6 separate regions of the Homo sapiens genome follow, and all the other regions are linked to region 1. A link is a loop called in an ENCODE intact Hi-C map of the cell type or tissue named here. Cell type or tissue: mammary epithelial cell. All regions are shown on one strand.

Region 1 (5,000 bases):
AAACTCTTCACGTTTCTATTCCATCCTCAATTATACTTCTTAAGATGTCACAATTTCTTTGTTCCTTCTCAAACTCCATCAGCTTTTCAAATATAAAGGGTGCTTAATATATTTTTATTTTCATATAAGTAATATAAAGCAAAATTATGGAAACACGTGCATGTTAGTAAATTTGCAGTATGTTATAAAAGAATTGACATCTATGCTGTTAGTCTACTAAGTGCCAAGAATGACTTTATACATACATTATATAATTTAATCCTCAAAACAACTCATTTTCAGGTGAAGAGATTGAGCTTTAGAGAGGTTAGCCAGGTGCAGTGGCTCACGCCTGTAATCCAGGCACTTCGGGAGGCTGAGGCAAGTGGATCACCTGAGGTCAGGAGTTCGAGACCAGTCTGGCCCACATGGCAAAACCCCATCTCTACTAAAAATACAAAAAAAAATTAGCCAGGCATGGTGGCACACACCTGTAATCCCAGTACCTCAGGAAGCTGAGGCCAGAGGATCGCTTGAACCTGGGAGGCAGGGGCTGCAGTGAGCCGAGATCACGCCACTGCACTCCAGCCTGGGCAACAGAGTGAGACTCCATCTCAAAACAAAACAAAACAAAAAACTCAGTAGAGAGGTTAAATAACCTCAAGTTACACTGCTAGTAACTGACAGAGCTGAGACTGAAGACTCAACTTTGTTGTTTCTGCTCTACCATACTACCCTTTACTCTAAATGATATGCAGAAACAAACAGTAAACATTTTGAACATTTATATTCTTAAGTTACATATTTTATGTCAAATATTATAGGTTTCATTACCAAAAAAGTTATTAGTTACTAAGATAAAAATATAGTTATTGAAACATTATGTTTACTTTGGATATGTAAACATTGATTAAAATATTAATGATAGCAACTAACATTTATTGAGTGCTTACTAATATGCCAGATGTTATTCCAAGTGCTTTAGAAAGATATTTATGCTTCACAATTATCCCAAGATCATAAATGCAACAAGTGCTAAAGCCGGTATTTAAACTCAGAGAATCTAACTTTAAAGCTTATATTCCTAATCAGTACATTATATAAAGCTATTTTTGTAATATTCTTTACATTAAGAAATTTTAAAAAAGTAACTACATTATTTAGATATAGGTTTTCCCCTAAATTACGAATACACTTAATAATGTACGATGCAGAGTTAGACATTCAGTGAATTAACAAGCAACATATTGAGATACAGCTTTCTCTAGACAGTCTTTCAGCTACAAATTGGATGTTCAATTTTAATATCCCAGTCTTTATAACAATTATCAATTAGCAAATTTTAAAACAAGGATGCTTTGTAGAAAGCTAGCACAATCAGCTAGCTTTATTTTAAAATCATGAACTATCAAGAAAATTGTAGGAAATTTGCCATTGCTACTTTAACAAGAATTATGGGCCGGGTGCGGTGGCTCAAGCCTGTAATCCCAGCATGTTGGGAGGCCGAGGCAGACGGATCATGAGGTCAGGAGATCGAGACCATCCTGGCTAACACAGTGAAACGCCGTCTCTACTACAAATACAAAAAATAAATAAAAAAATTAGCCGGGCGTGGTAGCAGGCGCCTGTAGTCCCAGCAATAGGCTGAGGCAGGAGAATGGCGTGAACCCGGGAGGCGGAGCTTGCAGTGAGCGGAGATCGCGCCACTGCACTCCAGCCTGGGCGACAGAGCGAGACTCCGTCTCAAAAAAAAAAAAAAAAAGAATTATGAAACAAGATCTACAAAAATTGGCTGACCCTGAACATAGACAGGATATTATTTGAATAGCTTAAAACGCCCACATTCTACAGACTGGTCAATTAAGTTAAAGGACATGCAGAAAGATGCTGGACTTGGAATATGCCATTGGGAAAAATCCAAACGTACACCAAGAAGTAATTATTCTGACCTAACAGTAGATGGCGCTAATACAACGTATCCTTTTCATTAAAAAATGGTCCATTTAGCCTTCTAGATTATTTTTATGAATGCAACCAGGGCTCTTAAATTAGGTACAATTTGATTCATATAATTTCATTTCTAACCTAATTTTGCTTAAGCTGAACACATAGGTATCTTATACACGAATCTTGGCCCTTTTTAAAAGCATTACTTAAACATAGATTAAAAAGCTACAAAATTTGCTAACAAATAAAACAGACATACATACTATCACAAAGTTTGAAACTGAAAAAAGTAGGAACAGGTTTTAAAAAACCCTCAAAACAAATAGTATCTGAACGTTTTGAGGTTTGAGTAGCCTAAGAGTTTGAAATTATGCCTACAGTTCAACTATGGGAATGCTAAAAAAAATCCCTCAAAAATCTCTAGTCTCTACAGTAACAAGATTTCCATTTCTTACTGTAAAACCCTTTAAGGCTATGAAGAATATACTAATTTCTTGTTGACAAGCAAGGGAACACAGTCCTTCCTCCCTTCCCATACTAGCCCATCCTATATACTTTATAAATAATAGTGCTTCTCAATTCAGAGGTAAATAATGTCTCTGAATGTGAGCACAGAAACATACGTTACTTTAATTAGTCTGGAAGCGGAAAAATGCATAGCTGTGTATTATTATCATGTTAGTCTAGAATGGGAGATGCGGTTGGAGAAGGCAGGAAATGATGGAAATTGTTAAAGGTACAACTAATATTCATGATAAACATATTTAACAATTTATGGCCCAACGCAAACCCTAGAAGTAAATCTAAGTATAGGCCACACCACAGAATAATAGTACATATGCAGCACCACAGAATAATAGTACAGCAGTATCATTAGCTGATGGGCTCTTTCCCACATCGAACCTCAAGCCACACAGGTGGGTATCCCTTCTGCTTACTGGGCTGCATATAAAGGACTGATTACCAGAAGATATTTTAACTGATAACACTGGAATTGTAGAAAATACATGAGCATCTGTGTTTTGACTCCTAGTCCCAACACTTGTATACTATAACTCAGGAAGTCACTTAACTTTCAAATTCGATTTCCTCATTTACAAAATGAAAGTAAAGTGGGATTATATGTAGTGAGAACTGAAAAAGAATAGATATGTAGAGTATGTAAGATGAGTAGTACATAAAGAGTCAATAAATATTGGAGTCCATCCTCTTTCTTTTACCATATTATAGAAGCAATAAGGAGCAGGCAGCAATAATAGTACATATCCACTTAAGCTGACTCCAATCAAGACAATAGTTAGAAAATAAGAGTTTTAAAGAATAGAATGCATGCTGCCCCCCATCACCAAGAACTAATAAAGTACAAGTTTTCTGAAAAATGAGTGCTTAGTATAAGTAAATGAAACTCAAAGCCATAAGCAATAGGCCCTATAAATAGTGACTCCAGCTATGAATCTAAAAGCAATCACCAAGATATATATATGGAAAGTTCTTTTAGTCATATTTCAGTCTTTAATTGTATAGCAATTCTTTCAGTATAACACAAACTTTGTACAAGGTTATTAAAAGTGTTTTTAGTAAGATTTTTAAATTAATCCCATACATAACAAATATTAGACCTCTAGATTACCTTTCTAATTAGAAAGACATTTCAAAAATGTCCTACTAGTTCAGAGAGAACAGATGCCTAGAATAACCTGGAAATGGGTACTCAGATATTTGTAGAACTAGAATAAAATAAAGGCATTTTTCAGATAAGCATAAAAGTTTACCACCATTTGACATTCACTAAAGGAATTCACAAAAAATATTATTTAGGAAGAAGAAAAATACTCCATTAGAAAGGTCTGAGTTACAAGAAAGAACAGTAGGCAAAGAAACTGGTAAACCTGTGGGCCAATCTAAACAAACATTACCTATATAAAATACTGTCAAATTTGTAGAATTATTTAAAGTTAAAATTATGGATAAGAGTATCAAATAAATTGTAGGTAGTAGGGGAAGGTTAGGGTAATTAGTGTTAAACTGTTGTAAGGCTTCTGTATTTTTTCAAGGGGGATGGGTTTTTAAATATGGAATAATTTTAGATTTTGTTAGATGGATTAGACAAAAGTATAAACTAAAGGAACATTAATACATAGCTCCCCAACCAGAAAAGGCGAAAAAGAAAATGTAAATAATCCAAAGCAAAAATCTTAATCTAAAAAAATAAGGCAAGAATGGAGGGCAAAGCATAGAAAAAGCAGGACAAACAGAAGAACAGGGATGGAATAAAGAAATTCAGATCCATAATCACAATAAATATAAACAGACAAGACTCACCAAAGATTTTAAATGTCACCCCCACAAAAAAACAATCCACTATATGATATTTACAAGAAACACACTAAAATATAAGGGCATGCAAATGCTAAAAGATGAAAAGTGGAAGTAGAAAAAGATACCACTGGCAATATTAACCAAAGAAAGGTGGAATAACCTTGTTAAATAAGACAAAATAAATCTAAGCAAAATGCATCATTAGGGTTAAAGAGAATCGTGACATAACAGGCTTCAATGCACCAGGAAGATATAAGAATTCTAAACTTACATGCACTGAATATAGATAAACAGACAAAGAAAAATTTGCTAGAACTCTAAGGAAGTATCAAATAATCTCTATATTACTGTTAGGTCTAGCAGATAAAATTAGTTAAGATACTAAAGATCTAATTAAAGCAATTTAAAAACTTGACTGAATGGACACATAGAGAATCCTCAGCCTCAAAATTAAAGAATTACAGGCATACATGGACAATCTATATAAACTGTTGATGTGCTAAACCATACAGCAAGACCAAATACATTTAAAAGAATCAGTTCATACAACCACGTTTGCTGAACACTATGCAATTAATTAATGTGTAATTCACTAACAAAATGACAAAGCATAAAAGCACCCACACTGGATAATTTCAAAACACTTTAAATAATATGTGGATCAAAAAATAAATCTTAATAGAAACTTAAGACACTTAGAATGAAAAAGAAATGCAGATTTCTAAAATATGCTATGAAGTAGTCAGAAGGAATTG
Region 2 (5,000 bases), 330 kb after region 1:
TGGGGAAGTCTGGGAGTTGAGGCATCTGGATTCCAATTCCTACTCTCTCGTTTCCTTAATTTCTTTCCTCTCTATGTGAGGGGGCATATTAAGCAAACAAATTATGATGTGTCCCAGCTTTTCTGTCTTCAAAATGGGAAGAACAGACCACCTGTATCCATCTACTGCCCAGAGAAGCCTCGTCTGTTGATGATGCATCTCTTCACCAAGAGCCCGTCAGGGCTGCAACTCTTCTGAAGGAAGGTTGGGGGAAACCATGAACAAAATAAAGAACAGCTTTCAGAGCAGAGCAATAGCTTACTTTGTGAAAGCTTGGGACACAAGTGGTTTTTTTTTTTCTATAATGTCTTTGAGCATTGCAGGAATGCAACACACCAGGTGTTAGCTATTTTCTTAGAGTCCAGAAGTTTGCAATACAAAAGCATTTGGAATTGCTTTTGAATGCCAGGTATTTAAAGTTGCCAACCTAATGACTTATTAATAAAGCTCTCCACCACTTGTAAGCGAATGTTATTAACAAATCCTACTTCATCAGTTCATATAATCTGATTAACTGGAATAAAACAGGCATCTAGCTCCCCAGTAATTTGCTGAACTTGCACTACACTAAGGGATGTCTATGCTGCAAACCAACTTTTTAAATTTGTGTGTGAGAGGTACAAGCCATGCCCAACACCTTCCCAGGGTGCCATTGGCTTTTTGACTCATCCATACTCATCAGCAACCTCTCCAGGGGCCCTGTCTGATCTATCCAACTCCTGCTGGCAGGAAAGCTCCAGTTCCTCTGCCTGCCACGTTCTGAAGTCACAAAACTGTGCAGCCTCCTCTGGGCACCCTGAGATCATGAAGTGGGGAGGGGGTAGTGGAGCTGAAAATAGCCTCTGTTTGAGTCACAGGGACAGGGAAGCAGGGCCAGCCACCCAGGGTCACCATCCGGTGCCACACCCTGAGGGTCACTATCTGGGATCTATCACTTGAGGCCACCACCCGTAGCCACCATCCAATGCCACCTCCTGGGGCCACTACCCAGGACTCTCCCCTGGGGCCATTGCCTGGAGCCTTGTGAGTCAGAGCAGGTCAGGGTGCCTATTCCTGCCTCTCCGGAGCTTGAGGTCTGTGGATCACCGTTTCCCATTCCTTTCTAGCAGTTTCCTGGGTTATTTAAGCAAACAGCTGCTTCCTCATTGTGTCAATCGCAAATCTGGGCAATCACTGGAAGGAAAAATGGAAAGAATCAAGCAAAAAGGCCTCATTAACATCATTTAAAACTCCTCAAATTAAATGCCTGGATCTGCTCTCCCAGTTATATTTACCATAATCCCATGTTTTTTCCTCCATGTCACAAGCAGCCCTGAACACGGCTTTCCGATTTCCGCACCGCTTTGCCTCCGCTCCTCCAAACTCAGAATGTCTTCTTCCCCATGCTCAGGGCTGAGTGAAGTGAGTGGAGAGGGGGCTATCTGCGCCACTCCTTCCCAGCCCCCTCTCCTTTGCATCCTCTTCAAAATTCAGGCCAAATGTTACCTTTAGGGCTCATTCTTTGACAAATTAGTCTATAGGAATTTTTGTCCCTAAACTCTGATACTATTTCAGCCCATGAGTTACTTATTTAACATGCAGTGAGCCCAGGTTGTTTATAATCCATCTTCAGGATTGAGGAAACAGATAAAGAAAGCATGGGTCCTGTCCCAGGGAACTTCCAACCTAGGGAAACCTACTGATTCAGATCGAGGTATTACAGCATGGTAGGTGCTCAGCTAATTATGTGACAAAATTGTGGAAGTGCTTCCCAGCAGGGGGAGAAAAATCACTTGTAATGGTCAGAATTCAGCATGAGATGCATCAGGAGGGACAGTAGGTACCCCCGGCAGTGTGGCTTCACGCAGGATTCAGCCTTAAGTAAACGCAGCGTTTACTTAAGTACCCTTCAGCGTACGCTTTGCGATATTTTTATTTGGATTTCTAAAAATCTCATAATAAATGACCCTTCCTTTCCTCCTCTTCCTCCTGATTTAAAAGCTCTTGGTCCTACACAAATCTCCAGTTGCTCGTGTGCGTTGCTGAGCTCTAATCTGTGCGTTGCTGAGCTCTAATCTAGGATCTAAACAGCCCCTGGGAGGTAACAGTAACGTTCCTAAACATTGCCATCCTGTGGCCACATGAAGAGAGAACAGGAAATGGTCATGGATGCTGCCATTTAAAGAGGGAAGTCAAGCGCAAGCTGCAGTCCCCAGACCCTCCTTCTCACTCCATATCCTGTCCCCAAACAATTGCTAGCAACCATAAAGATGAATTCCTGACCTGGAGAGGCTGCTACTCAAAAACAGACCCACAAGCAAAAGCATTAATGAATGCAGGCCCACCTATCAATTCAAATGCTCTGCATCTTGGGAAGTCATATTTCTCAGGAGGGTAGGTTTGGGTAGGCTAGCAAACAGCCACCTCCTCCGAAAGTGCTGGTCTTCAGGAAGGTTGTAGACAGCCTGTTCTTAGAGGTTGCACCTCTTTTCCAGGTCAGAGTTGCTGCCTTCTGTTTGAATAAGGCTGTTGGGAACGGCACCACAGATTTTCAAATGTCTCCAGGAAGCTCCTCGCAGCTCGTAGCCCTGCTGTTAGGCCATGTTGACAGCATGGGCCAGGCCTTTGGGATTCTGGCCAGTGATGCTGGCTAGGGAGGAAGGGGGATAGGCCTGAGTCTGTTTGCCTCTTGATCCGTGTGGGTCATTGTCACTAAGGGATACCTAAAATTGAGCCTGAGCAGCCAAGCATGAAGAGAAGAATGGACCCCATGTTTGACCTGCTCTTGGACGCTTGATAGGTAAGATACTCACCTGGATCATTATGCTCCCTGTCTGCACTATCCTGGGCTGGCTTAGGTAGCCTAGTCAATCTAGACAGTCTTACGTCTGTGATGAGGTCAGGTTTCTTTGCTATGAGTCATTTCCCCCATTCACATAAATGGAAAAAATTCATCAAACACATGCTTACTTGGTCAACTCTGCAGCTTATCACACAAGGTGAAGAGCACATGACTTTGTCAGCCTGCAAATTTACTGGAGTAACTGCTGATGAACAAAGAAAATAGTTGATGCCAACCCCTCTACTAGTGACAATAATGACAGAGATACCTTACATTTGATTGCGCTTTTAAGCTATGTATGTACTGTGAAACACAGATATGAATTTTTAGGTTGGGAAATTGATACTCAATTTCAATTAACTAGAATGGAAAGACTGGAGAGTGATTTTGTAATTTTAAAACATTAGATTTGTTTTTCTAGCCTCTAGTAAACATAATTCGTAAGGATAAAATGAAAACTGATTACCTTCTTTTATCTAACAGAGAATGATAGTTAAGAGTCATGCTCATGATTGGAATTCCAACATTTATTTGATTAAATGGTCTATGTATTGAGCACGCATAGAGTATACTGCACAGACTCAAACTGTGGGAACTTACGACCTAAACAAATCTCTCCAATGCAAGGCAGTTGTGTGATGAGGCTTTGTATACATTCCAACAGCTCATTACTATAAAGCACTGCGTCTGCAAAAGAAAATAATTCCAGACATGGTAATCAAGAGGGCATTGTAGGAAGAGGATGATTTTGAAGTGATCCTCCAAAAACCCGAAGTATTTTGACAAGCAAAGCCAAGAATGGAGGAGGGGCATTTCACGTGGATGGAGTGGCTTGAGCATACCTTTCCTGAAGCAGAAAAGTATATTTAAAAACAAAAATAATAATAATAATAATGTGGTTTGGGTTAGCTAGAATAAAGGAATCTGGGAGATAAAGTTGAACAAATAGTTAGGTGTAATGTTATAAAAACCCCTGAAAGCCAGTATATCAGTTGGGGTTCAGTCAGAGCCTATAGAGCTCAAGACCAATTGAAATAATTTCATAAGAGGAATTAGTTACAAAGGTGTTGGGAAAGCTGAAAAGTTAATGAGGGGATGGTGAAGCCACCTTGGGCTTATCACCAACGGGGAGCTGTTACCACCCATAGGGCCAGAGCCTTAAAAGCTGGGGCTTCCCTGGGGGAGCTGGATCTTCTGTGGATGCTGCCCAGTAAGATCTGGGTCCATGGAAGGAGTCTGTCTGGCAAGAGTTGGAACCATAAAGGAGAGCACAGCCACTAAGAGACACTGCCTGACTTGGGGCAGAGGGTGTATCCTGGCTTCTTCCACTACCCTCCAATCTCTCACCAGCGCACTGGCCAAACGCAGCTGTGAGCTGGTTGGCAAGAGAGCCTTGGACTGGAAATTAATTTGCGGGGAAAAGGCAGGACAGATCTGGGAGCAATCAGGCAAGCAACAGCATAGTCATATTGTAGGATTGGACTATTCATTGTAGGATTAGACGATTCATTAAGTAGTGAATAGTCCAATCCCGCAATCTGACTGTGCTTGGGGTTTTTGGAGGAGAATGTTAACAATCATGGCATTGCACTTTGGGAAGGAGGAGGTCCTGGAGGAGAATGTAACAATCATAGCATTGGAGGATGACAATAAGATCCATTAAATTGCTGTGAACATTTGTATAATCATGGTGGGCTGAATAACAGCTTCCAAAAGATATCCACATCCTGATCCCCAAAGCTTGTGATTTTACCTTATATGGCCAAAAGATTTTGCAGATGCTACTAAATGAAGAATCTTTTTTCTTGTTTGTTTTTTGTTTTTTGGGGGTTTTTTTTTGAGACAGAGTCTTGCTCTGTCACCCAGGCTAAAGTGCAGTGGCACAGTCTCAGCTCATTGCAACCTCCGTCTCCTGGGTTTAAGCGATTCTCCTGCCTCAGCCTCCTGAGTAGCTGGGATTACAGGTACCACCACCACACCTGGCTAATTTTTGTATTTTTAGTAGAGATGGAGTTTCGCCATGTTGGCCAGGCTGGTCTCGAACTCCTGACCTCAGGTGATCCACCTGCCTTGGCCTCCCAAAGTGCTGGCATTAGAGATGTGAGGCACTGTGCCCAGCCTAAATGAAGGATCTTGAGAT
Region 3 (5,000 bases), 490 kb after region 1:
AAAAAGATGATTAATGTACAAACTATAAATAAACATAAAAGGAAAAGATCAAGGTCATAGGAGATAAAAATCTGACAGTCAGCAATACATGACTACATTTTTCGAAAGCAAACATAATCTAAGGTTATAAGAAGTAGACTCTGGCACTTGTACGAGTGTGAAATCTTCCTCCAGGATACTCAAAAGCAGTCAGATAATCTCAGGGCACTGTGTCCAGTTCTGTACTTCTAAACTAAAGGAACACTGAGAAGAAAAAAAAAAAAAAAAGACTTGGAAGGGATTCAGAAGAGACTCAAAGATGATTAATAGGATGAAAAATAAAACCTCCAAAGAAAGATGAAAGGAACTATTTGCAACCTTTAAAAGAAGATGAGAAGCGACAATAAAAATAGTTTTACAGAGAGGATGGTCCAGTTGTTCTCAAACTGAAGAGAATATGCAGAAGTAGAAATGAGAAAAACAGTAATGATTTTTACAGGCCTCACAGTGGCGAGACATGTAACTCACAGCTACTCAACACCCTCCACAATTCTCAAATTTACTTATTACTTAAGTTTCTTCAACATTTTTGCAGAGTATTGCAGACTCTTACCATGTTGGGCTATATGTTACATGATAAAATTTGGCACTACAGTGTACTACGTACCAGAGAGCAGATGCTAGGTAACTGCTTTTCATTGGTAAAGAATTTAAACTTGTTATAGCAAGTGGATTTTAGGTAAGATATAAGAAAGAGTTCCCTAAGTGAAACATCAAAGATGTGATGTGTAGAAACTCCTTTGATGGAAGCCTTTTAAAACAGCTAATTTTCTCTTTCAGGCAGACTGCAGTATCATGTTCCTAAAGGTAAAGAAACTTAACTTCCTAAAATTAAATATCATGTTCCTAAAGGTAAGGAAACTTGTCTTCCTAAAATTAAGTATCATGTTCCTAAAAGTAAGATTAGAGTTTTAAAAAGTTGTAAGATTTTATTTTTCTTGGTGCTGAAATCAATAAAATCCTCTTCCAAAATTTATTACATTCTTATTTACACAGAATCCAGATATTTAAAACTAGAGAGAAAAATGGTTGCTAAAAAGCACATTATCGCAAAAAAGAAAAATCAGAAACACAAGACCTAATTACACACATAAACAACAGTAGGAAGCCCCACTCCACCAACATGAAGCTGAGATAAATGAATAACGAAAAAAAAGGAGTTCTGATGAAGGAGTTCAGGTTCCTAAAGTACAAGAAATAACAAATCCAAAGACTATTGAAAAAACATAAATTATGTCTTACATTGCAGTTACATACATGTAAAGCTTAGTCCAATATCTCCTGTTAGAGAATGGATAATATGAAGTTATAAAGACCGTGACAAGGGAAATTTTCACAGTTGGTTTTTCTATATTTTTATCTACTAAAATCATTTTCTCCCTGTACTTCTATCTTTCCTCAGTTCACTAAGAGGAAATGGTCCTGAAACTATGCTCTTTTCCTTCCTCTCTTCTTTCATTTTTTACCTCTTCTTCACCTTCCTCATTGCCTATACCTTATGCCTCCAGTGACAATCTTTAAGCACTACAGAGCCAACACATGGGCAAACCGTCCTAACCATTATCTTAGCACAGACCATTCTGGTCACATTATTCTCTCCAATTTTTTCCTTATGCTCAAATCACGACCCATTTATTGGCTTTTCCCCTCTGCCTGTTCTATAAAACATAGTTACTCTTCCCACTCTCATTAAACCACAACTGCTTCCACACAAGCTACACTATTGTACTTTTCTTTCTGAACATCAAAAAGATACAGCATTCTTTAGAGCAGATCTCCTGTGTTGGAATTCTGCATGAACCAGGGAAACAAAAGGATTTCCTCAGAGCCACAGTAAGCGTTGAAATAAATTGTAAAACTACTCCACCTAGTGGACTCCCAGTCTGCTGTGAAAAATGTTCCACTGTTTCTATAATAAAAGCAAGGTTTTGGAAACAAACCTCTACCACTCATTTTCCCTAAAGCCAAATCATACAGCATTGGTACTACATAGGACAGGAATTAAGAAAGAATAACTTTTTTTGGTGGCTTTTTTGGGGAGGTAGGGGAAAGGCTATTAATGGAAAGCCTTAAAAGTTATTAAATTAAATACACTCGGTACCCCTGAGTCTGACTAACCTGAAAAATACAGAGATGTAGAAGTAAGGACAAAGATGTACTTTTGTCAAAGATAAGGAAGCCATATGCCAAGCAAACCTTCAGTTTTCTTTAAGCTTTAAAATTCTTACTCTGTGAAATCTTTCACAAGCTTTTCCTAACAGAGCAACTACATAAAGACCTTATTTTTCCTGCATGTCAAAGAATATAGTGGCTTCATCGGAAAGAATGTAGCTCTCACACAAAGATCAAATTCATGAAATAAGGACTATTCTGCCACACCAATGTGGAACTTACTCTTTTTAGGAGTTCAAGTAATATTTTTTAAAAATTGAGAATGACAGGAATGTAGAAAGTAAGTATATTTTTGTAACAGGGTTTTTTTGTTTGTTGTTTTTTTATTGAGACAGTCTCACTCTGTTGCCCAGGCTGGAGTACAGTGGCACGACCTTGGCTCACTGCAGTCTCTGCCTTCTGGGTTCAAGCAATTCTCCTGCCTCAGCCTCCCAAGTATCTGGGATTACAGGTGCGTGCCACGATGCCCAGCTAATTTTTTTTATTTTTAGTAGAGATAGGGTTTCGCCATGTTGGCCAGGCTGGTCTCAAACTCCTGACCCCAAGTGATCTGCCTGCCTTGGCCTCCCAAAGGGCTGGGATTACAGGTGTGAGCCACCACGCCCGGCCCATAATAGGTTTTTAAAAAATTGCTAGTGGGGATAGTATTTATGCATTTTTGAGAAATCTATCAAACATACCAAAAGAAAAGCAGTATTTCCCATATCCTCTAATAAAATATACATACAGAAAAAATATATATGAACTCTTCAGAATATATTAAAGAGCAAGAACCTGAGAAACAAACTATGGAAGAACCTCAGATGAACTCACCCAGTGCCCAAAGAATTTTCAGAGCACTTACTAAACAAAGCAACATCACAGGTATAAATAAACTTCATCCAAAATTGCCATCTTCACCCCATTTCCTCATTCTCTTTAAACACCTCTAAATTTCACAAACCTATAACCTCACTTATTCCCTCAACAGATTTTGCCCATTCCTCTTCCAAGGCACTTCTGCCTGCTGTCATAGCATACCTCTGGAAACCAGAGCTAGACTCTATCCCCTCAGCCCCCACCTGTCCTACATAAAAAGAGCCACCAGCAAGCCTATTAAATGCTTGCTCAAACCAATCCTTTATTCAGAAGGACAGAGCCGCTTCCAAAATTCACTTATAGTTTTGAAATTCCACTGTGCCACCAAGAACTAAAGCAAACACTGACTATTCTCCCCCATTCCTTAACAATTTTGTTTCAGGCATCCCATCAACTCCACTGCCACTGAAGGTGGTCAAGCAGCCCACTTCTAGCCAATGAGATCTATATAAATTATCTCCTGGTTGGAAATAAAAACAAAGCTACTGTTTTCCCAGTGAAAAGGGGGGAAACTAGGCTACGTGTACCTTTTGTCTTTTTCTCTTCTTTCTGCCTATTCTGTGGCTTAATATTTGCATATGCAAGAACATTCTGGTGACAGGCAAGAGGAGAGCCGCCTACTCCGGTGCAACAAGAGACAGCCTACGTCCATGGTACTGTCATGCAGCAACAGCAGCCCTGGATTTATTTTTTTTTTAACCTTGGGAAAATGACACCTCTTTGCACTAAGCCATGGTAGTAAGGTTGCCATTCCATTTCCTAGAGCATGACTAGCTAATGCAAGCACCACTGCACCCTACCATCTCCTTTTATCTGAATACTTTCCATGCTCAAATAGGCTTATCTTGATTTAAAACTATCCTCCTACACAGTTTGGCAGTTTCTCATAAAGTTAAACATATGCTTACCACATGACCAACCAATCTCACTCCTGGATATTTATCCAAGTCAAATAAAACCCTATATTCAAAACAAAAACCTATACGTGAATGTTTATGAAGACTTTATATAAAGGCTAAATACTGGAAACAACACTCAACTGAGAACGGATAAACAAACTGATATACATCCATACTATGGAAAAGAGTAATACTCGGCAATAAAAAACAAACAACTGCTACATGCAACAACATGGATAACTTTCAAATGCAGACTAAAAATAAGTGAGTCAGACTAAAAAGGCCACATACTGTATGATTCCATTTATATGATGTTGCTGCAAAAGTATGAATATAAGAACAAAAAATAAATCAGTGGTTGCCAGTGGGTGGAGGGGAGGCTGCCATCAGGGCATAAGGCAATTTTTCCAGGTGAAGAAACACTGTTCTATATCTTGATTCTGGTGGTATTTATATGACAGTATATATTTGTCAGAACTATCCACTAAAAAGGGTGAATTTCACTATATGTACAATATACATTAAGATAAACTGGGGGAGGGAGGCCTCTTATAGGAAGTCTTGAAAAACAAATAGACGGCCCTCCCCTCCAAAAACTCAAATATCCCTTGACCAGTCAGGATTATCCCTACATAGCTAAAATTAATGCTTCAGTTACTTGTAGTCTTATGGCCACCTCATGTGTATTTATTCATTTCACACTACAGTGAGAACCTTAAAGGCAAGAAGTTACTAGTGTTTGTTTTGGTGAACTCAGCCACATATAGCAAAATCTTTGTCCTTTCAAATACTGAATGTTTACCTCTAATTTTCAAACTAAACTATTGTCAAGAAGTTATGCAAAGATAAGCAAAATGTCTGTTAACATATATTCAAAGGTTGCTGAGATTTCTTGCTAACATTAGAAAATCAAACTAGTCTTCTATCAGGAACTTTAAATAAATACATGCTGCCTATGCTAGTTTTCATCTTCAAATATTAATGTTTCCAAAGTTTCTCTAGCCAGTGGAAATTTTTTCCTTTAATCATTTA
Region 4 (5,000 bases), 400 kb after region 1:
AAAAAATTAGCCGGGCGTGGTGACGGGAGTAGTCCCAGAGAATGGCGTGAACCCAGGAGGCGGAGCTTGCAGTGAGCCGAGATCGCATCACTGCCCTCCAGCCTGGGCAACAGAGTGAGACTTCGTCTCAAAAAAATAAATAAATCATAAATAAAAAATAAATTAAATAAACCCTGTTTTTTGAGAGGATCTTATAGAAGTCCCTCAGAGTAGCAACAGTATACACACTGCTGGAAAAGTACCGTTCCTTCCTGATATGGTTTGGCTGTGTCCCCACCCAAATTTCATCTTGAATTCCCATGTGTTGCGGGAGGGACCCGGTGGGAGGTAACTGAATCATGGGGGAGGGTCTTTCCCATGCTGTTCTCGTGATCGTGAATAAGTCTTACAAGATCTGATGGTTTTGAAAAACGGGAGTCTCCCTGCACAAGCTCTCTCTTTGCCTGCCACCATCCACGTAAGGTGTGTCTTGCTCCTTCTTGCCTTCCACCATGATTGTGAGGTTTCCCCAGCCACGTGGAACTGTGGATTCTCCATTAAACCTCTTTCCTTTGTAAACTGCCCAGTCTCCGGCATGTCTTTATCAGCAGCATGAAAACGGACTAATACACCCCACTGACTGGGTAAAAAAAGGACTCAGTGTTTCCAGGGCTCAACTGGCTGCTGGAATGCTATCAGACCCCTCCTCTTCGGTCCATAAGCACCCACCCCACTCGAGGTGGTAAGAAACTGTAACCCCTAACTCTGCTCTTTGCGCAGGGATCTCCCCTTTCTTTCCCCTGGGTCTCAGGAGGTCAGCAGTGCCAATGCAGCTTTCTCCTGTCTTCCTCAAATGCTGTGAGTGTGAACTTCCTGCACAGAGAACAGCTGCAGTGGGGTCCACCCTGGGACAGTGCTGCTCAATCAGGTATCAGTCAAGTGAGCATAAAGACTAATGTCACATACCTCTCTTCCCTACAGCAGAAGAAAGTGCCTGAAAAAGAGACCGAGTGGGCTGGACTAACCTTTAGTATTTAAGTACCGTTTTCTCACATGTCTTAGTCACGTAGGGAAGCCACTAAAAGGTGAATTGTAAGTGGGGAGAAGAAAATGGATCTGTGGAAATTAAACGGAAACTTATTTGAAATATGATGGAGGTGACACTCTGCAATTTGCCTCCCAGCCCAGGTCACAGACTTTCCATCCATCTCAGTGTGTCTCACTCTTCACTCAAAGCACCTGTTGATGCCAGGTGTGCTGGCTATCTCAGAAGACCATGAATGAATATAGGATTCTTCAGACGTCCCTATTTTGTTAGGGAGTATAATCCCAGGGAGCAGGGCCAAGGGAGAAAGGGAAGGAAGCAGAGAAGGAAAGAGAACCAACTCAGGAGGGCCAGTTACTGAGCTGCCTGCCACCAGGTGCCAATGATGGCTACATCTGTGGGCACTCATTCAAAATATATTTAACACTCATTAAACCCCAGGTGCTTCTCACAGAGAAATCATGTGAATGGCATCTAAAGTCTGTCCATGGGAATGCAGGGAAGGGAAGAATTGACCATCATCTCTTGCCTTCACTGGGCAAAGATTCACCCCAGAGGGCATTAACTCCCCAACACTTCCAGCTTGCACATGTATGGGCACCAGGCAGGTCTCTGCCCTGAGCCGGGAGGTGACCAGTGTGCACATAGGCAAGGCACTGTTGTACCTGTGTGATGTCAACTGGAGCCCATGTGCCACAGCAGCTGAGACAAGAGGCAGGTGAGGGCAAGAGGATCTGAAGCACCATCCTGGGAAGCATTAGAAGAACAGGACTATAGCAACTGTTTGCAACTCTGCACTGGGACATCTAGACCTGTGTCTTGGTGGCAGCCAGTATAATGTGAAAAAGCCAGACTCTCCCAGAGACCCAAGTGACACCAAGCACGTACTAAGTCTGAGCAGTAAATGGGACTTCACAGGCCTTTGTGGTCTTCTGAAAATGTTCTACGCTCTGGTTCATAATCCACATCCTCCACCACTTTGGAACCCAGCAGAATCATAATCCAACCCTCTCTCCTCCAGGAAGGCAGTTAGAAAAGAGGTGTCACAAGTCTGCAGTCAGCCCATGTTCAAGTACCAGGTCTGCCACCTACTGGCTTCGTGACCTTCTGCAAGATTCCTAAACTTGCTTGAGCCTCAGTGTCTTCCTCTGTAAAATGGGAAGTTGTGCTATCAAATGACATCATTGAATGTAATGTTTAGCCAGCCCATTGTCCAGCTCCAGCTCCCCATAAATCCTCCACAAATAGAAGTTGTTGTGATTATTATGCCGCCAAACTCTGTGTACCTCCGGGAGCATCAGGTTTCTCAGGGGAAAATTAGGATGGTGTGATACACCGAAAGGATTCTAAACCTTTAAATATATCATCAACTTCTCCCCCCTTGTGGGCAAATAGGAAACTTGGCAACAGGAAAATGGGCTGAAACAGAAATAAAATTGGGTAGTAAAATTAGCATCACATTTTTCCATCTTTGTTCAGGCCCCATCAGGAGTGGGTCAGTTCTGGAAGAAGGGAAATGAATTCATCCTAAAAGAGAATCTGGTATTCTTTGCCCCACTGTCAGACTCAGTGTTTCATCCTCAAGGTGATGCTTGTGAATGACTTCATACTTTTATGAAAATAGTCCCGAGTGCTTAACTTTTCATAAGCAGACATACCCTATTCCTTGACACAAAGAGGATCCATGCTACTTTGCTTTTTGAGTACTTAACAATCAAGGCCGGACACAGTGGCTCACGCCCACAGCAATCCCAGCACTTTGGGAGGCTGATGCAGGTGGATCACTTGAGCCCAGGAGTTCAAGACCAGCCTGGCCAACATAGTGAAACCCTGTCTCTACTAAAAATACAAAAATTAGCCAGGCATGGTGGCTTGCACCTGTAATCTCAGCTACTCAGGAGGCTAAGGCAGGAAAATCTCTTGAACCTGGGAGGCAGAGGTTGCAGTGAGCCGAGATCGTGCCACTGCACTTGAGCCTGAGTGACAGAGTGAGACTCTGTCTAAAAAAAAAAAAAAGAGGAAGAAAAAGAAAGAAAGAAAGAGAGAGAAAAAAGAATCGTAGCTTTTTTTTCTTGCTTTCAGTTAGTTAAGGACCTTATTGCCCCCCCCCCCACCCCCGCCAGGTGTCTACACAGCTCTGAATTTGTGCCAGGCCTCACACTGGGCTTGGGGATAGGGAGCTGAGCCTCTAGGGGAAAATTGCTTAGAAGGGAACACACGTCCCGAGATAGGTGCACATAAAGAGGCAGGCATTTGTTTAACAGACACTCACTGAGCACTTCCTAAGCCCAAGAGCTGTGCTGAAAGTCAAAGACTGAGTGTCAACCGGGCACAGTGGCTCATGCCTCTAATCCCAGCCCTTTGGGAGGCTGAGATGGGAGGATCGCTTGAGCTCAGGAGTTCAAGACCAGCCTGGGCAATATGGTGAAACCCCATCTGATTTTAAAAATAAAATTAAGACAACACAAAGCCTTAGTGCCTGCCCTCTGCAAACTTAGTGTCTAGAGGAAGATACTGACAAATAGATGATTACAATACAACGGGGCTGAGAATGGGAACGGGAGAGCACAGCAACATGCCCTTTCTAGAGATGTAGCTCCAAGAGTCCACACCAAGCTTCAATGCAGCTAAGCCAGCCTACACTCAGTTCCCGGCACACCTCAGTCTTCCAGTCTCTGGTTATTGGTTCAGACCACTCCTTCCACTTAAATGGAATGTTTATATTTTATGTTTATCAAATAAGCATCCATTTTTTAAAGGATTAATGAGCATTCATCTACAAGATCCTTTTCTACCCAAGTCAAAGCCACCAATTCGTATTACCAAAATTTCCCAGGGCCCAGGGCCATGAGGTTTAGAGAGAGGGAGAATTTCCTCTCACCCCATAAAAGGCCTGCTTAGCAAGCTCCTCTTTCCAGTCTCAGAACTTCCCAGAGATGACAATGTGCAAGTCCATACCCTTCGGTGGAAGTGTTCCACCCCATGCCCAGGAGCTGTATCAGGGGAGGCTATACCCATGCAGTGTGGGGGGCGAGGGAATGGGGATGTAGCTCTATCTCCCAAATTACCCAAAGAATGGACAGCTCCTTGCCTTTTCATTTTCAAATGTTTTATTGATACATAACATTCATATAGAAAATTGCACAAATCATAAGGTATAGCTAGATGAATTCTCTCGAAGGAATACCTCCCTCCATAAAACTACCCGGGTCAGCAACTATGTTTACACTTTTGATATGTCTTAAACTCTAGGTTATTCCATCTTAAAGAGTTGAGATTTGCTGAGCCCAGACCAAGTCTGTGTGGTCCCTTCTCCAGCACGAGGCCAAGGTGATGCCAGCCTGCTCTTCCTATGCGCTTGGGGTCTCTGCTCCTCCTTCCAGCAAACAGCGAAGTTGGACCTAATATACACAGCTCCACAAGAACCACAGCAGTGTTTGCAGACAAGCCACAGTGTGAGTCCACAGGCAGAAAGAAGCCGTTTCCCAAAGGAAACATTGGCTGCAAAGATATACCTCTGCCTACCATGAAGACAGTCTTTGAATCCTTAAACAGGGCAGCAATGACTGCTTCCAGCCATAGCCTCTCAATTAAACAGCCCATTCAGGTAGACTTCTCTTAAAAAGGGACAGTTTCCATTAAAAGCATATTCAAGACTTTACCCCTTGCATGACTAGAAACCCTTGAGGGTGCTGAAATGATCTTTTCCCCATCTTTTATCTAATCCCAGAAATGTTTCAAAGAACTACAATTAAATTTCACTTTCCCCCAGAGGCCTCTGAAAGGAGGACGCTTCTCCCTAGCACACGACATAGGACAGGGAGCTTTGCCAGGAGATGGAGGCAGCAGAAGAGACATTTCACTGCGATCCTGGGACCACCTGCCATACCCACAAATACTCTCTTTCCTTCACGATCAGCTAAAGTGCAATTCCTGCTCAGCCTTTCATGCCCACTCCAGGGACCTCATCTGGTAT
Region 5 (5,000 bases), 230 kb after region 1:
CTCTTTCGCAGTGGTCTCTGTACTGTTTTGATTGCACATGCCACCAGTAATAAAAAAGTTTGAGAACACTAGTTCATGAAATGTTTATCTCTTTATAAAGTTATGTACATATAAAGCCATTTTAACATATTATGTATGTTAAAAATATTTACAAAAATAGAACTTTCAAAAGGATAAGATAAAAATAAAATAGCCATAACTCTGCCCTCACTAATATTTTTAGTTGAGACCATGTGACTGAACTAGATTGTCCTTATTTTTACCTCATGTGACAAATAAAGGCGGTGTCTGCTGTGCCATATTCTTGTGGTTTTACTTATGCTGGCTAAGTAAGAACTTTGTTCTTAGCTTTACTCTCTGATTCCATTAGAAAAAAATATTTTCATGTCACTGACCTATTTTTTCAAGTTTAGCTTTATTAAAACTAAATTATGAAAGCTATAAATCTATGTAACCTGCCATACACAAATGCACTGTGTCCCAATACACTAAAAACAATCAAATTAGAGTGATGCTATTATTCCAGCCAAATCATGGGATGCCCTCAGGCTTCTTTCTCCATCATCCAGAACACTCAACCTTCTGACATGTGGGCTGAGAGAGGAGACCAGTGCCAATCCATTGATTAACTATTAGTAAAGCTTAACTTCTGTCGTATTTATTTCATTTATTTATTTATTTTTTTGAGACAGAGTTTTGCTTTTTGGCCCAGGCTGGAGTGCAATGGCATGATCTCGGCTCACTGCAACCCCTGCTTCCCGGGTTCAAGCAATTCTCCTGCCTCAGCCTCCCAAGTAGCTGAGATTACAGGTGCCTGCCACCACGCCCAGCTAATTTTTTGTATTTTTAGTAGACATGGGTTTCACCATGTTGCCCAGGCTGGTCTCGAACTCCCAACCTCAGGTGATCACCCACCTTGGCTTCCCAAAGTGCTCATGCACACAGGCATGAGCCACTGTGCCTGGCCAACTTCTGTCATATTTTAAATCAAAATAAATCTAAGTTTAAATGTTTTCTTACTGTGCTCCAAAAGATTGTCTTGCGTATCCACTAGGTACAGACACTTTATTTTAGAGACAGTTGACCCTTGAACAACATGGGTGTGAACTTTGTGAGTCTACTTATACCCAGATTTTCTTTCACCTCTGCCATCCCTGAGACAGCAAGACTAATCCCTCTTCTTCCTCCTCCTCTACCTCCTTAATGTGAAGACGATGAGGATGAAGACCTTTATGATGATCCACTACCACTTAATGAAGAGTAAATAGGCTGGGTATAGTGGCTCACGCCTGTAATCCCAGCACTTTGGGAGGCCAAGGCAAGTGGATTGCTTTGAACCCAGGAGTTCGAGACCAGCCTGGGCAACATGGAGAAACCCTGTCTCTACTAAAAAATACAAAAATTAGGCGTTGGTGGCTGTCGCCTGTAATCCCAGCTACATAGGAGGCTGAGGCACGAGAATAGCTTGAATCTGGGAGGGAAAGGTTGCAGTGAGCTGAGATTGCGCCACTGCACTCCAGCCTGGGTGACAGAAAAAGGCCCTGTCTCAAAAAAAAAAAGAAGAAGAAGAGTAAATATATTTTCTTTTCCTTATAATTTTCTTAAAAGCATTTTCTTTTCCCTAGCTTGCTTTGTTGTAAGAATACGGTACACAGGCTGGGCACGGTGGCTCACACCTATAATCCCAGCACTTTGGGAGGCCAAGGCAGGCGGATCACCTGAGGTCGGGAGTTCGAGACCAGCCTGACCAACATGGAGAAAGCCCATCTCTACTAAAAATACAAGATTAGCCGGGCTTGGTGGCACATGCCTGTAATCCCAGCTACTTGGGAGGCTGAGGTAGGAGAATCGCTTGAATCTGGGAAGCAGAGGTTGCGGTGACCCAAGATCACACCATTGCACTCCAGCCTGGGCAACAGAGCAAAACTCTGTCTCAAAAAAAAAAAAAAAAAACAGTATATAATACATATAACATATAAAATATGTGTTAATTGACTTTTTGTTACACATAAGGCTTCCAGGCAACAGTAGGCTGTTAGTAAGGTTTTGGGGGACTCAAAAGTTATTTTCAACTTCACATGGGGTTGGGGCCCCTAACCCCTGTGTTGTTCAAAGGTCAACTATGTAAGTTTCCCCCAAACAGGAGAAACGTAGGAGTTGACGGTATGAGTTCCATTGCACTTTGTTGAATTATTCAGTAAAAGGGCTAAAATGCCTTTAAGAAAAATATTTTTGCTACAAGAATTGAGAGAATCCAGAAGTGTGGTTGATGATAACCAAAGCAGGGATTCAAATTAAATGTGAGCTCCCTGAACTTCTGAAGACAGCCTGTTTTCTGCTGTAGCTTTGACAAGGTCAGTCCCAGGACAGATGGAGGAGGCAACTTTGTTGGAGCTATTACTGATCAAGTAACCCAGATGAGTCTCAGATCCACTCAGAACCTTCCTCTCTGGATTCTCTTTCATATCTCAGGACATCTAAACCATTTCTATCAATTTGCTCCAGAGCAAGCTGGAACCTGGACCCCAAGATGAAGAACAAGCCTGGGCTGACCCAGACAAGGTTATCCTAGACCACAGCTCACAGAGCAGCCCCTTGGAGAGCCTGAGCTGAATTCCAACCCCAGCCCGAGGGTTTTGGATGGAAGTGAGTCAACTTCTGGAATGCAGTGAATTCAACATTTAGCCCCAAGTTAGTCACCATCGCAAATAGCAGTGAGGGCTGTGGCTCTTGTTCCATCTCCTTTTCAGCTGCAACAAAGTGACTACTGGAAACAGAGGCCAGGGGAAAGAGCAGGCCAGCCTAAGTGAAACAGGGAGCCCTGGGCCCATGTACACCGCCAGCACCACTCTAGATCTGGGTTACTTTAATGCTACTGAAGCTGAAGGCTGTATGGCTTTAATGGGAGTCTCTTCAAGCTGTAGCTTTAAAAAAGCAGTTCTGAATTAGCCGGGCATGGTGGTGGGTGCCTGTAGTCCCAGCTACTCGGGAGGCTGAGGCAGGAGAATGGCGTGAACTTGGGAGGCAGAGGTTGCAGTGAGCCGAGATCGCGCCACTGCACTCCAGCCTGGGGGAGAGTGCGAGACTACATCTCAAAAAAAAAAAAAGAAAAAAAAGAAAAAAAAGAAAAAAAAAGCAGTCCTGAAGTAGAATTCAAAGCAACAAGAGATGAAAGGAGCTGCCATTTATTTATTTATTTATTTATTTATTTATTTATTTATTTTTGAGATAGTCTCCCTCTGTCACCCAGGCTGGAGTGTAGTAGAGTGATCTTGCTCACTGCAGCCTCTGCCTCCCTTGTTCAAGCTATTCTCCTGCCTCATCCTCCCGAGTGGCTGGAACTATAGGCATGTGCCACCACGCCCAGCTAAGTTTTGTATTTTTAGTAGACAGGATTTCACCAAGTTGGCCAGGCTGCTCTAGAACTTATGACCTCAGGTGATCCACCCGCCTCGGCCTCCCAAAGTGCTGGGATTACAAGCATGAGCCACCGTGCCTGGACAGGACCTGCCATTTAAAATGCTCCATGAAGTTTACAATTCAACAACAACAAAAAACATGATTGAAATGACCTGGAGAAAAAGAAGCCTCCAATTCTCTGGAGTGTAATTCACGTCAACTACAATTTCTGCAGCAAAGGCAAAAACAAACAAACAAAAAAAAAGTAAACAGTACTTACTTTTTGCAATAGGAAACTCTTGCACATGGTTTCACTGAAATTTAAAAGTTATAACAGAGCATATAGTAAAAATCTCCCTCCTTCCCCATCACCCAGTTCCCCGTTTCCTCTCCAATTCAGAGACAGGCTGGCACAGTTCATCTTTATTAGCCAACAAATATCTGAATTATGGGTGAGTTGGTTTGGCCCATGGTAAGGGCAGTGATCCAAGAACAAATCCCAGCAGAATGGAAAAGTTGTTAATGAAGCTTTTAAAAAACATTCTTCCATGTACACACAATGTAATATCGGTAGAATTATCTTCGGATATGAAGCACAAGCGAAGACCATAGAGGTTAGCAGTACCCAGGAGAAAAAATATTTTGGCAGACTGGGAACAGATCGAATAACTTACCTTTTTTTGATTTTCTGCAGGACGTTTGAGGCTCCTGGCAATGAGGATCTTCCTGTAAGTGTTTGAGTTAGGGTTTGGCATCTGGCTTGACCTGATTCGCACAGACACAGCTGGCCCTAATTATTATGAAATCACATGCGACAAGAAGGCCTTCTCTTGGCACTGGAACATTCCAAGCCATTAGGTGGATGTAAAATCTGGTCATTATCCATTAATTTTTCCTTTCCTCTGATATACTTCTAGACCTTCCAGTCACCAGACTCTGTGCCATGTTAAAGGAGCTCTTCACATCCCAACCATGTTCCTGGAACCCAAGAAACGATCAGTTATAATTTGGGCGACTGCCAGCTAATCTCCTTTCCCACAGGGTTGGGCAAGGGACAAGATAGCAGTTGTTCGTTTAGTACCTGGTATTTTACACTCTTTATTCCATTGAATAGTAGATCATATCTATGCCTGTTATATTTTCAATTAACTTAACAAATAGCAGGAAATGAAACTATTAAAATCTTATATCCTAGTCCCAGCCATTCCAGAGATTATCTTTAACTTTAAAAAAGGAGGAGGGAGGTAATATTTTACTAGGCAAAAATGTATAAATATACCTTTATAAATGAGTTCTTAAATTTTTTTGAGACGGAGTCTTGCTCTCTCATCCAGGCTGGAGTGCAATGGTGCGGTCTCAGCTCACTGCAATCTCCGTCTGCTGGGTTCAAACGATTCTCCTGCCTCAGCCTCCTGAGTAGGTGGGACTACAGGTGTGTGCCACCACACTCGGCTAATTTTTGTATTTTTAGTAGACACGGTGTTTCACTACGTTGGCCAGACTGGTCTCGAACTCCTGACCTCTTGTTCTGCCTGCCTCGGCCTCCCAAAGTGCTGGGATTACAGGCATTAACCACTGTGCCCAGCCTGAGTTTAAAATTT
Region 6 (5,000 bases), 430 kb after region 1:
ATCCTCCCACCTCAGCCTCTTGAGCAGCTAGGACTACAGGCACGCACCACTGCCTGGCAAATTTTTTTTTTTTTTTTATTTTTTTATTTTTGAGACGGTGTCTCCTTACGCTGTGCAGGCTGGTCTTGGTCTCCAATTCCTGCTCGAGTGATACTCCCACCTCGGCCTCACAAAGTGTTGGGATTATAGCCATGAGCCACTGCCCCTGGCCTAAAAACAAGTTTAAAACAAACAAAAACTACACAGCTTCTGCCTGGCAGCCCCCGGCATCAGCTATCCTCCCTGGCCTTGCCCCTTAGGCTCAGGAGCTGTGAGAGCTGCATTACCCCTTCTTGTTTCCCTAAACCCTAAGAAAAACTTAAATAATCCTTGATTAAGCACTCTGCTAAGAATATATCACGAGTTTCCTACAGGGCCGCGATTGATACAGGGATAATAATATCATCTGAGAGTAAAATAATCTAAAATAATAATCAAAAAATAAAAATAGGCCCGGTGCGGTGGCTCACGCCTGTAATCCCAGCACTTTGGGAAGCCGAGGTGGGTGGATCACCTGAGGTCAGGAGTTCTAGACCAGCCTGACCAACATGGGGAAACCCCATCTCTATTAAAAATACAAGATTAGCTGGGCATGGTGGTGGGCCCCTGTAACCCCAGCTACTCGGGAGGCTGAGGCAGCAGACTCGCCGGAATCCGGGAGGCAGAGGTTGCAGTGAGCCGAGATCGTGCCATTGCACTCCAGCCTGGGGGACAAGAGCGAGATCATGCCTGTAATCCCAGCACTTTGGGAGGCCAAGGCAGGGGGATCACGAGGTCAGGAGATCGAGACCATCCTGGCTAACACGGTGAAACCCCGTCTCTACTAAAAAATACAAGAAATGAGCCGGGCGTGGTGGCGGGCGCCTGTAGTCCCAGCTACTCGGGAGGCTGAGGCAGGAGAATGGCGTGAACCCGGGAGGCGGAGCTTGCAGTGAGCCGAGATCGCGCCACTGCACTGCAGCCCGTGCGACATAACTAGACTCCGTCTCAAAAAACAAACAAAAAAAATTATAGTCTTTATTTTAGTCTTTAAATATAGTCTTCATTTTAGATAATCTCATCTAATAACAAAGGGATGCATTTATTTGCATAACAATTGGAAACTGTCACAAGTCAATACTAAGACTTCTAATTCTAATCTAGCATATCACAAATTCTTAAAGTTTTTTTAAAACAATGTGTCAAATAAATATATCAAGAGTAAAATGTTTTGGTTTCGTTTTGTTTTGTTTTGTTTTGCCATCGGCTGGAGCCTCAGTATTTGTTATAACCTAATTTTCTTCCCCGCCTTCCAAACTGGTTTAGTTAACTCTCTGCATCACAAACACAACAAATTGTACATTGAACTACCCTGCCTTTAATATATGTATTTTCTAGAAATCTTGTTGTCCTAGAATGACTTTAGGTAACTTAAAAGCCCTGCAATGCCTCCCTCCCTCTCCCAGCATCCTCCTAACAACAACAAAAAAACCCTATAATGTTCTAAAATTGCATCTTTCCTTTTTCTTTCAAAAAAGAGCACTCTTTTGGTCATTTGCTCATCTTCACAGTACAAGGAGAAAATACTGGAGAAAAACCAGCGGGTGTATTTCGGCATGCGACCGCTTGGTTCCCCCGCTTTCCTTCACCTCTGACCTAATCTCTCACTTCAAAAACTGACTTCAAGCTGTTGCCAGATACGTCCCTTCCGCCGCCTGCCGCAGGTGGCTAGGGTCTGAGCACACTTGAACCTCACACCCGCCCCAGGGGTAGCTCCTTGGTTCCCTTCAGCCCCGATGTGTCCCTCGTGCTTTGAAATGGAATTACAGTTTTGGTTAAAAACATGCCTTTTCCGAGTTAGGAAGAATCTAAATCGACTGAACGCCAGTCTAAAATTTCGGCGTTCCCACACCGGGAGTCGAACCCGGGCCGCCTGGGTGAAAACCAGGAATCCTAACCGCTAGACCATGTGGGAGACGGCAATAGCGACTCCAAGCCTAGACAAATTGAGTCTTCTCGGTCGGCTTCCGCCCACTCCATCGCGTTCATCCGTAGGCGTCAAACCTGCTCCTGCGCCTGCGCGGAGTCTGCAGCGGTTTAAACCGTTCAGGTTCGCATTCTACTGTTTCTCTCCTTGCAGGGGCCCTTGAATCTTTCTTCAATCTACTCTCGCGTCTTTCGTGATCTCATCCAGTCTCCTGGTGCTAGGTACCATGTCGACACCAATGTAGACACTAGATTGGATGAGTCATTGTTCACAATTCCTCACAAAACTCCTGCAAAGTCCAAAAGAACTGGGGTTTGAATGTTAGAGGCTGGTGAAGAAGTGAGGACCACGGGGCGTCATAACACCGCGCAGTGGAGGCCACGCTGCACTGGCCGGTGTCCGCCGACAGGGTGTGTGCCACAGACGCGCAGTGCCTTGCCCGAATCTGTCCCTCCCCTCAGCGCTGGTCCAGGCTGGCCACAGGCACCACCCCGTCCCTGAAAGTGGATCTTTTCCTCTGAAAAAACAGGAATGAGAACTGCCCGGAAGCCTGGAACATTCCAGGTTCTGATGACTCAGCGGCTGAAGGCAGGATTTGTGTCACCGAAAGCAGCCAGAGTGGCGGTCTGTAAATGTAGCTTAGAAAAGTGGAGAAAGTCTCTTACTGCAGGCGTTCATGATAGATGGAAACTCCGTGTGGTTTCCAAGGCCCTCCTCGATTTGAAGCATTTCAAGGGAGCGGTTGATGCCTTAGCAGTCTACTGTTTGAATTAGGGAAATGCAAAGAGTCAGCCATTGGGGATAGCCGGCGGAGAGGAGCTGTGGCTCTGGTGTCCTCAGTGGCTTAAGCTACACATAAGTTGTGTTTACTAGCAGAAACTGTGTTAATGGAAGTCTGGGGACAAATTGTGGAAGTTTCGAACAGTTCAACTAGCAGAGGACACTTTGAAGCCCACTTAAAAGCTAAGATCACTCCTCACACCCCCAACTGCCGCAGGGACTTAGAAGGTCCTCCTTCTCCCTCTCAGGCTAAGGTTCATCTGTGACATTCATCCTCAACAGAGGAGGGGCGAGAATAGACTGGAAATAGAAATTGTTCTGCCTCGCACTCATTACCACGAAGAAGCTCCCCAACAGGGAATGAACGCAACCCAACATAATTAAAAGTGAATATGGGCCGGGCGCGGTGGCTCACGCCTGTAATCCCAACACTTTGGGAGGCTGAGGAGAGTGGCTCACATCTGAGGTCAGGAGTTCGAGGCCAGCCTGGCCAATGTGGAGAAACCCCCGTCTCTATTAAAAATGCAAAAATTAGCCGGGCGTGGTGGCGCACGCCTGTAATCTCAGCTACTTGGGAGGCCGAGGCAGGGAGAATCGCTTGAACCGGGGAAGTGGAGGTTGTAGTGAGCTGAGATCATGCCACTGTACTCCAGCCTGGGTGACAGAGTAAGACTCTGTCTAAAAAAAAGAGAAAAGAAAAAAAAATGGGAATGTGGCTCTGAAAAAAACCAGAAGCATTGACAGCAAACCTACTCTGTGTATCAGACACATTCAAATGTGTTTATTTAATCCTCATAGTGTACCTATGAGGTAGGTCTTACCCACATTTTAGTTGGTTCTTCCTGTACTATCTTTGAACAGAGTACAGAGTTTCTTAATCAGACAACTGCTTTCCTTTTGAGGATATTTGCTTTGGAACACCAAAGAAAACTCTCCAAAACAAACGCCCTCAACTACGGAATACCTGACATCTGTGGTTCTCAATTTGAGGGCTCAGATTTCATAAATACTTTTCAGTTTTATATTTCCCTTTGATGATAATTCTTTTTAAAAAAGACATCTTACAGGTTTTCAAGATCTAATTTCTCACAGTAACCCATCCATTGGACGGGCACCATCCTTAGGATGTAACCAAAATGTGAATTTACTCTTGGTTTCTCACGATCACTAAACTGAAATTTGTTCCATTTTTCTCTTTACCAGTGGATGAAAACTCAAGCAGTAGCAGAAAGCCCTATGGTCACTTTATTTTTATTGTTTATTTTGAGACAGGGTCTCACTCAGTGACCCAGGCTGGAGTGCAGTGGCTTGATCTCGTCTTACTGCAGCCTTGACTTCCCAGGCTCAAGTGATCCTCCCATCTCAGCCTCCCAAGTAGCTGGGACTGCTGGTGGCACTCACCACCAAGCCCAGCTAATTCTTGTCTTTTTTGTAGAGACAGGGCTCCACCATGTTGCCAAGGCTGGTATCGAACTCCTGGGCTCAGGAGGCCCACTTTGGCCTCCCAAAGTGCTGGGAGCCCTGTGGCCACTTTAAGTAATAAAACACAATCCAGCGCAATACACTGTTTAACAGCTCAGTCCTCATTCTCAAATAGTTTGCCCCAGCCCAACTTGGGCATGATTTCCAGCTCGAAGTGGTGGTTTGCTGGAGCAGGCTCTTACTGCCTCACAGGAGCCCATGGTGGGCTTCTCTTCCTAACTCTGTGTTCAGTGACATCATATTGGTAGCCTGAGATGGCCACACTGGGAGTATTTACCCCATGGAAATAGGTAAATGCTACAAGGCAGGGCTTTTTCCTTGAAAAGCCAGTGTGCTGGTCAAAAAATAGCAATGTGCTGGTTAAATATCACACCAGGAATGAGCCACTTCTTTCTTTCTTTGGCCTTCTGCCTTTCGAGGCTCTGGGGTCCTCCAAGATTGGAGTGTGGGGAGGGGAACGAAAAGGGGCACAGGGCCGGGTGTGGTGGCTCACGCCTGTAATCCCAACACTTTGGGAGGCCAAGGCGGGTGGATCACATGAGATCAGCAGTTCAAGACCAGCCTGGCCAACATGGTGAAACGCCGTCTCTACTAAAAACACAAAATTTATCCGGGCACAGTGGCAGGTGCCTGTAATCCAAGCTACTTGGGAGTCTGAGGCAGGTTAATTGCTTGAACCGGGGAGGCGGAGGTTGCAGTGAGCCAAGATCGTGCCACTGCACTCTAGCCTGGG

What was found. A loop is a pair of places that touch in the nucleus more often than their neighbours do. Peaks named below come from ENCODE experiments on the same cell type or tissue, not always from the same donor. Only the 100,000 strongest peaks of a DNase experiment are listed, where the experiment ranks them.
Region 2: a loop joins it to region 1, with 22 times the contacts of the local background. A loop is called at or near these places in 12 of 110 quality-filtered maps.
Region 3: a loop joins it to region 1, with 15 times the contacts of the local background. A loop is called at or near these places in 104 of 110 quality-filtered maps.
Region 4: a loop joins it to region 1, with 13 times the contacts of the local background. A loop is called at or near these places in 54 of 110 quality-filtered maps.
Region 5: it touches region 1 in a loop (3-fold over the local background); 6 of 110 quality-filtered maps call a loop at or near these places.
Region 6: it touches region 1 in a loop (4-fold over the local background); 14 of 110 quality-filtered maps call a loop at or near these places.

The regions. Positions count from the first base shown.
Region 1 is chr13:44,481,944-44,486,943 of GRCh38, forward strand. All of the region lies in intron 1 of TSC22D1 (TSC22 domain family member 1), which reads right to left. Among named protein-coding and RNA genes, the nearest start is that of TUSC8, 78 kb to the left of the region's middle. In mammary epithelial cell, a CTCF peak has its summit at 1,935 (motif pointing right); a DNase peak (open chromatin) is centred at 1,888; H3K4me3 peaks cover 318 bases; H3K27ac peaks cover 375 bases.
Region 2 is chr13:44,816,486-44,821,485 of GRCh38, forward strand. No RefSeq gene overlaps it. Among named protein-coding and RNA genes, the nearest start is that of LINC00330, 9.4 kb to the left of the region's middle. In mammary epithelial cell, CTCF peaks have their summits at 749 and 2,142 (motif pointing left); a DNase peak (open chromatin) is centred at 2,936.
Region 3 is chr13:44,968,156-44,973,155 of GRCh38, forward strand. The region is part of intron 5 of NUFIP1 (nuclear FMR1 interacting protein 1); the gene reads right to left. Among named protein-coding and RNA genes, the nearest start is that of NUFIP1, 19 kb to the right of the region's middle. RefSeq lists a silencer at 4,979-5,000. In mammary epithelial cell, a CTCF peak has its summit at 1,898 (motif pointing left); no DNase peak of the experiment used is centred here.
Region 4 is chr13:44,877,527-44,882,526 of GRCh38, forward strand. All of the region lies in intron 3 of LOC105370187 (a long non-coding RNA gene), which reads right to left. Among named protein-coding and RNA genes, the nearest start is that of TRE-TTC2-1, 38 kb to the right of the region's middle. In mammary epithelial cell, a CTCF peak has its summit at 2,123 (motif pointing left); no DNase peak of the experiment used is centred here.
Region 5 is chr13:44,711,622-44,716,621 of GRCh38, forward strand. LOC105370185 (a long non-coding RNA gene) reads right to left here. Exons shown (of 3, transcript XR_941929.4): 2 at 4,074-4,377. Among named protein-coding and RNA genes, the nearest start is that of LINC00407, 74 kb to the left of the region's middle. RefSeq lists enhancers at 2,326-2,851, 2,852-3,377. In mammary epithelial cell, no CTCF peak of the experiment used is centred here; a DNase peak (open chromatin) is centred at 2,640; H3K27ac peaks cover 3,512 bases.
Region 6 is chr13:44,916,006-44,921,005 of GRCh38, forward strand. It overlaps TRE-TTC2-1 (tRNA-Glu (anticodon TTC) 2-1), which reads right to left and starts at 1,993; the gene lies at 1,922-1,993. All of the region lies in intron 1 of LOC107984619 (a long non-coding RNA gene), which reads right to left. RefSeq lists an enhancer at 2,499-2,828. In mammary epithelial cell, CTCF peaks have their summits at 1,700 and 2,407; a DNase peak (open chromatin) is centred at 2,166; H3K4me3 peaks cover 1,484 bases; H3K27ac peaks cover 1,181 bases.